Regions from separate parts of the Homo sapiens genome. Here region 2 is linked to region 1. Evidence: chromatin loops called from intact Hi-C (ENCODE). Cell type or tissue: gastrocnemius medialis. All regions are shown on one strand. Links, peaks and the distances in the headings refer to the core of each region. The heading gives the core; the rest is flanking DNA.

Region 1 (2,806 bases), core at 92-2,591:
TATTACCTTTACAATCAAAAAGAAAAAGATTCCAACCATCAGTGTTATTGTCCACCTTTGGTCCTAGCCAGTGCAATAAAACAAATGAAAGGAAAAAGTAATTATAATTATCAGGAAGAAAAAACTGATTTGAATATAATTTACTATCTAAAAATTCCATGGAATCAACTTAAAAATTATTAGAACTAATAAGAGTTGTCCAGGTACATGGAAAACACTATCAATGATCAGTTAGGAAACAAGTTATTCATTCATTCATAATAGAAAAAATTATATATATATGTGTGCATGTGTGTGTATAAATTAACCAGAAATTAACTATAAATAAACCTAACAAAAAATGTGCAAAACTTATGGAAAGACAACTATAAAACTTTAATGAAATATTCTTAATGGAGAACTATACTACATTCTTGAATGGAAAGAGTTAATATTGAAAAGAATTCAGTTCTCTCTCAATCTACAAACTCAACTCGTGCCAATTAAAAAAAAAACTAGTAAGATGTCTACTTTCAAATGCTGATTCTAAGTTTTAATTAGAAAAGAAAATGGACAACTATAGTTAATATATGATGATAGAACAGTTTTCAGAAACAGACCTGTAAATAAATGGAAGTTTAGTTTATCATAATAATAGCATTTCCAAAACTAATTCTTTAATAAACGACTAAGTAGTTGGGAAAAACAAGATGAAATTCCTATCTCTGCTACATACAAAAATAAATTCCAAATGGATTAAATAAAAGCAAATGCATGCCAAGTTTTCTTGCTTCTAATTAACAGTGACAGTATCCCTTAGTAACACTGCCTTATGAATGGAAGTTTCTTATAATCTTGCCAATCAGAGAGATCTCATCTCCCAGAAAAGAGTGGAGAGAGAAATAGAAGGGCTGAAAGGAGTTGTCTTCTCTCTAATTAAGGCAGGAATAAGGAGAAAAAAAGAAAAAGGGTCCTTCCGCTGCCCATACTCTGATACTACAGTAGAACATATATTATTGTAACCTCTCCACTAACAATCTCATGCGTAGGGTGCCTCTCACATAGTAATCAGTGAAAAAACTATTAATAGTTATAAGTAATGAGTAAATAAACTTATAAATGAAGAATCTCAATGTTTCTAAATGCTTAAGCAAATCAACAATAGACATGGAAGCTATGTATGGGACAATGTTTTCTTTCAGGAGCCAAAGGTAATAAACAAATTCCCATTTTCCTATTGCCTTTGTGGAAATATTCAAAGTGCTGACTCTCACTGGGTGGTATTGAATGAATTCCTCTGAAAATTCATTAACTTTGTCAATTTACTGGATTACTTTTCAACGCATGCACATTCTTCCACAATCTATGTCTGTTGAGGTTAAGTCCTTTTTGCATTTGGCTTGAGAGGAAAAATAAGAATCGATGCCAAGAACTTGGGGTAGGTGCCAGAAGAAAAAACAGTGCCAGCCCTGGCAGTCGTCAGAAGACTGAACTCCAGTTTGTCTCATCCGTTTATCAAGTGTTCTGTCACAGGACCGGATCCCCTGCCATTCTTTGAATGCGTAGAGCAAGACTCAATGGTTGGGTCATGGCTCACTGAGGAAACAGTAAGATTCCAGAATCAAGAGTCAGGCTGTTGTGATAACTATTAATGCGTCATAAACAAGGCAGCTGTTGATCTGTAGATTTATGTTCTGATATTTCACAACTGCCAGAAAGGGCTTTGTTCAGTCTATGAGGAGGAGGTCTCCTCTCTTCTGCCCGCTAAGCATGTGATCTGTTAATTCAGTCACAACTACTGCTGGCATTACTAGTAGATTATAGAAACTGATGCTCACTTTATTTTTTCCTTCTTTTTTAATTAGTGCTTTATTTTTTGAAACAGTTTTAGGTTTACAGAAAAATTGAGGACGTAATGCAGAGTTCTTACATCCCCTATTCCCTGCACACAGTTTTTCCTGTTGCTAACATCTTCCATTGGTGTGGTACATTTGTTACAACTGATGAATCAAAACTGACACATTATTATTTACTTTTTTCTTTTTGAGACAGGGCCTTGCTCTGTCACCCACGCTGGAGTGCAGTGGCACAATCATGGCTCACTGTAACCTCAACCTCCTGGGCTCAAGCATCCTCCCACCTCAGTCTCCCAAGTAGCTAGGACTACAGGCACATACCACCGCACCTGGCTAATTTTTGTATTTTTTTGTAGAGAAGGGGTTTCACCATGTTACCCAGACTGATCTTGAACTCCTGGGCTCAAGCAATCTGCCCCCCTCAGCCTCCCAAAGTGTTGGGATTACAGGCATCAGCCACCACACCCAGCCCACATTATTATTTACCAACGTTCATAGTCTAGTACATTAGAGTTCACTCTGTGTTGTACAGTTCTGTGGGTTTTGACATACGCACACACATCCACGTATCGTACAGAATACTTCCACTGCCCTAAGTATCCCCTGCACTTCACCTATTCATCCATCCTCCTCCTCTCCCACAAACCCTGTAAACCCCTAATCTTTTTTTTTTTCAGACAAGGTCTTGCTATGTCACCCAGGCTGGAGTGCAGTGGCCCAATCATGGCTCCCTGCAGCCTCAACCTCATGGGCTTAAGCAATCCTCCCACCTCAGCCTCCCAAGGAGCTGGGGCCACAGACACACACTGCCATGCCCAGCTAATTTTTTTATTTTTATTTTTTGTAGAGACAGGATCTCACTATGTTGCCCAGACTGATTTCAAACTCCTGAGCTCAAGAGATCCTTTTGCATCGGCCTCCATGATTTTTTTTAACTTCTCCATAATTGGCGATTTCTAGAATGCCATATA
Region 2 (2,806 bases), core at 30-2,529, 54 kb before region 1:
GAGTATTTTAGTGTAGATTTGGGAAAGGCTCCTTTGGAAGCTATGGGCCATATGTTATATTAAATGAGAAGTCCTAGAAAATTATCTTGAATGCCTTGAAGTGGATGTATTAATAGAAAGTGACTTGGATTTACTCTGGGCCATCCCATTGAACAGAGCTAGCCCCATAGGTAGAAACAATGGGGAAACAAATTTCATCAGAAAGAATTGAAGGATGCAAGTTTCAACAACACAACGGGCTGCCCCAGAGACTAATGCTCCAGGTAACTAATGTTACCAAACACGGATAAGACAAATTAACCACTAGGCCAGGACACAGGGGATTCCTGTAGCAGATCAATGGTTCTCAAACTTGAGCATCAGAATCACCTAGAAGGTTTGTTAAAGCACAGCTTGCTGAACCCATGCTCGGAGTTTCTGATTCAGAAGTTCTGGGGTGGAGCCTGGGAATTAGCATTTCTAACAAACTCCCATGTGATGCTGATGCTGCTGGTCTGGGGATTACACTTTGAAAACCAGTAAGATAAGGAACCAAACAAACTTCAGAGTACCTCTCACCCTGAGAGTCTGGGGTCCTAGGCAATATTTCTATACTGCTTTGGCCACCAAGCCGCCCCTTTTCTATATTTCTCCATAGAGCACCTATTGACACAACTGGAGAATAACTAGTCTACCTTAAATCTAAATATTAAGCCTCAGTGAGTTGTGAAGAAATCTCCCATCTTCACATATTCTGTTCCTAGATTACTAATTTCAAACACAGAAACATAAGGGAATTCAGAGATCAGAGCGTGGACTCCAGTGGTTTTCAATGTGTTTGCACATTGTTATCACCTAGAGAGCTTTCAAGGTCCCCCCCTAAAGGTTCTGTTTAATTGTTCTGTGATGAGGTCTGGGCACTTATAGGATCACCTGGGAATCACAAAGCCTCCCCAGGTGATTCTAATGGGCATCTAAGGTTGAGAAGCAGTGAGGTGGTCCAATTCCCTCTTTTTCACTCAGGGCAGCATCTTCTCTTTCCTTTTTGAAACAATTTAAAGGCAACTCCCCATGTTCCTTCAGAAACCCCAAGAGTAAGATAGGCTGATCACACTCTTCATGGGCTTTTAACAGTCCCTTTCCTATCAGGAAGATGGTTAATCTAGACTGAGGCTGCCATGTCATTGCTACTGCTTGAGTAAAGAAGATGGAAAAGAGAAAATAGAACTCAGCCTCATATGTCTTTTCTGGATGGAATTCAATCATCTACCAACCAGCCTGAGCCCTCCCCAGTCACTTTTACTCCAAATCGAACTCCATCCCACTTCACGTGCTCCCAGAGAACCCACTGGGTTTGGATGTCATCTGTTTTCAGATCTGGCATCAGGAGGCCGGTACATTCCATTACTATCTGCAAGAACAAAATACTAAAGCTCACTCAGGGCTTGTTTTGCAAGCCTGGATCTCCTTGCAACCAGAAGAGACCCAGGGAAACACACACGTAAATGTACATAAACAATGTTTGAAACTCATCTGAAGCCTCAGAGGTTGTGAAATCCTCCCCAGCTGTTTCCAATAAGGGCGTGAGGCCAGTCACATGGGCACCATGTCTCCCTACTGTCGCAGAGGCGAGAATAGCCTGGGCAGGTTATCCTCCAGGAGAGAGGTTATCCTCTGCCCAGTCCTTCTAAAGCAGATAAGCCTCCTGTAGCAGGCCTCAGAGAAAGTGTCTGCACTCTTGCATTCTCTCTCCTCTCTTCTCTCTCCTTCACATTTCCTGCATTCCCTCTTTCTTCTAACCCCTTTCCTTTTTTTCTTTTCCCTGTTCACTGCCAATTTCTAAGGCCTGCCATGGCTGCTTTCCCTCAACAAAAACCAATTGCACTCCCACTAAGAATCCATTTCTGGGCTGAGCACTAGGGATATCCATTAGCAGAGGACTAAACTCTGGCTTCCAGGAGTTCATGTATGTATGTATGTATGTATGGTGTGCAAGAGAAGAGAGTGTCATGCACTGTATGAACTGCAAATGTTTACAGAAGCATAAACCCATTCACAGTAACTTGGGGTAATGATGATCTCCATTTTAAAGAACAGAAATTGAGGCTCAGGGAAAATTACTAACTTTTCCAAGGACACACAGCTGGTAAGGAGGTCTGGGGCTTGAATTTAGGACTTTCAGACTTGAAAGTCAACACTAGGGATTCCTGAACTCCTTCATGCATTCAACCCATAGTTGTTAGATGTCTTCTAAGAGCCAATGAGCACTGTATTAGTGCTTGATATTCAAGATTAATGAATGAGCCCTGTCCCTGCCCTCGAGGAACAGGGACAAACAGGAAGCTCCCAAACACTGCCTGGTGTGAAAGGCTCTGTGATGGAGCTGAGCACATGAGGTGTGGGAGCTATACCCAGGAAAGGCATCTCACCAGCCTTGGAGTCCAAATGCCTTCTTGAATGGACATTTAAGCTAAGACAAGAAGGGGGAATGGAGTTGGGGAGGTAGAATATTCTAGTGACAGGGAAGCTTGCATACAGATCTGCAGGTGAGACTGTGGCTCCTTCAGGGAGACACAAGGAGCAGGGTACAGAGGAGGACAGAGTGGGAGGCACTGAGAGGAGGGACTGTGGTGAAGAGGAACCTGAGTTGCCGGCCGTGGGAGCCTGCTCTGCCAGCCTGACGAGGCTGTACTCCACCCTGAGGACAGTAGAGACTTACTGCAAGAGTTTTAAGCAGAGGCGCAATCGGATGTGCATTTTAGAAAGGTCGCACTGGCTGCAGTGTGGACATAGCGGCAGTGAGAGAGGCTGGCACCCTGAAGTGCAG

The links. A loop is a pair of places that touch in the nucleus more often than their neighbours do. Peaks named below come from ENCODE experiments on the same cell type or tissue, not always from the same donor. Only the 100,000 strongest peaks of a DNase experiment are listed, where the experiment ranks them.
Region 2: a loop joins it to region 1, with 2.9 times the contacts of the local background. A loop is called at or near these places in 1 of 110 quality-filtered maps.

The regions. Positions count from the first base shown.
Region 1 is chr2:69,252,536-69,255,341 of GRCh38, forward strand. No RefSeq gene overlaps it. Among named protein-coding and RNA genes, the nearest start is that of GFPT1, 130 kb to the right of the region's middle. In gastrocnemius medialis, for the core only: no CTCF peak of the experiment used is centred there; a DNase peak (open chromatin) is centred at 1,526; H3K27me3 peaks cover 100 bases.
Region 2 is chr2:69,198,805-69,201,610 of GRCh38, forward strand. The region is part of intron 17 of ANTXR1 (ANTXR cell adhesion molecule 1); the gene reads left to right. LOC124906019 (a long non-coding RNA gene) reads left to right here. Exons shown (of 2, transcript XR_007086799.1): 1 at 1-2,806. Among named protein-coding and RNA genes, the nearest start is that of MIR3126, 97 kb to the left of the region's middle. In gastrocnemius medialis, for the core only: no CTCF peak of the experiment used is centred there; a DNase peak (open chromatin) is centred at 1,497; H3K27ac peaks cover 304 bases.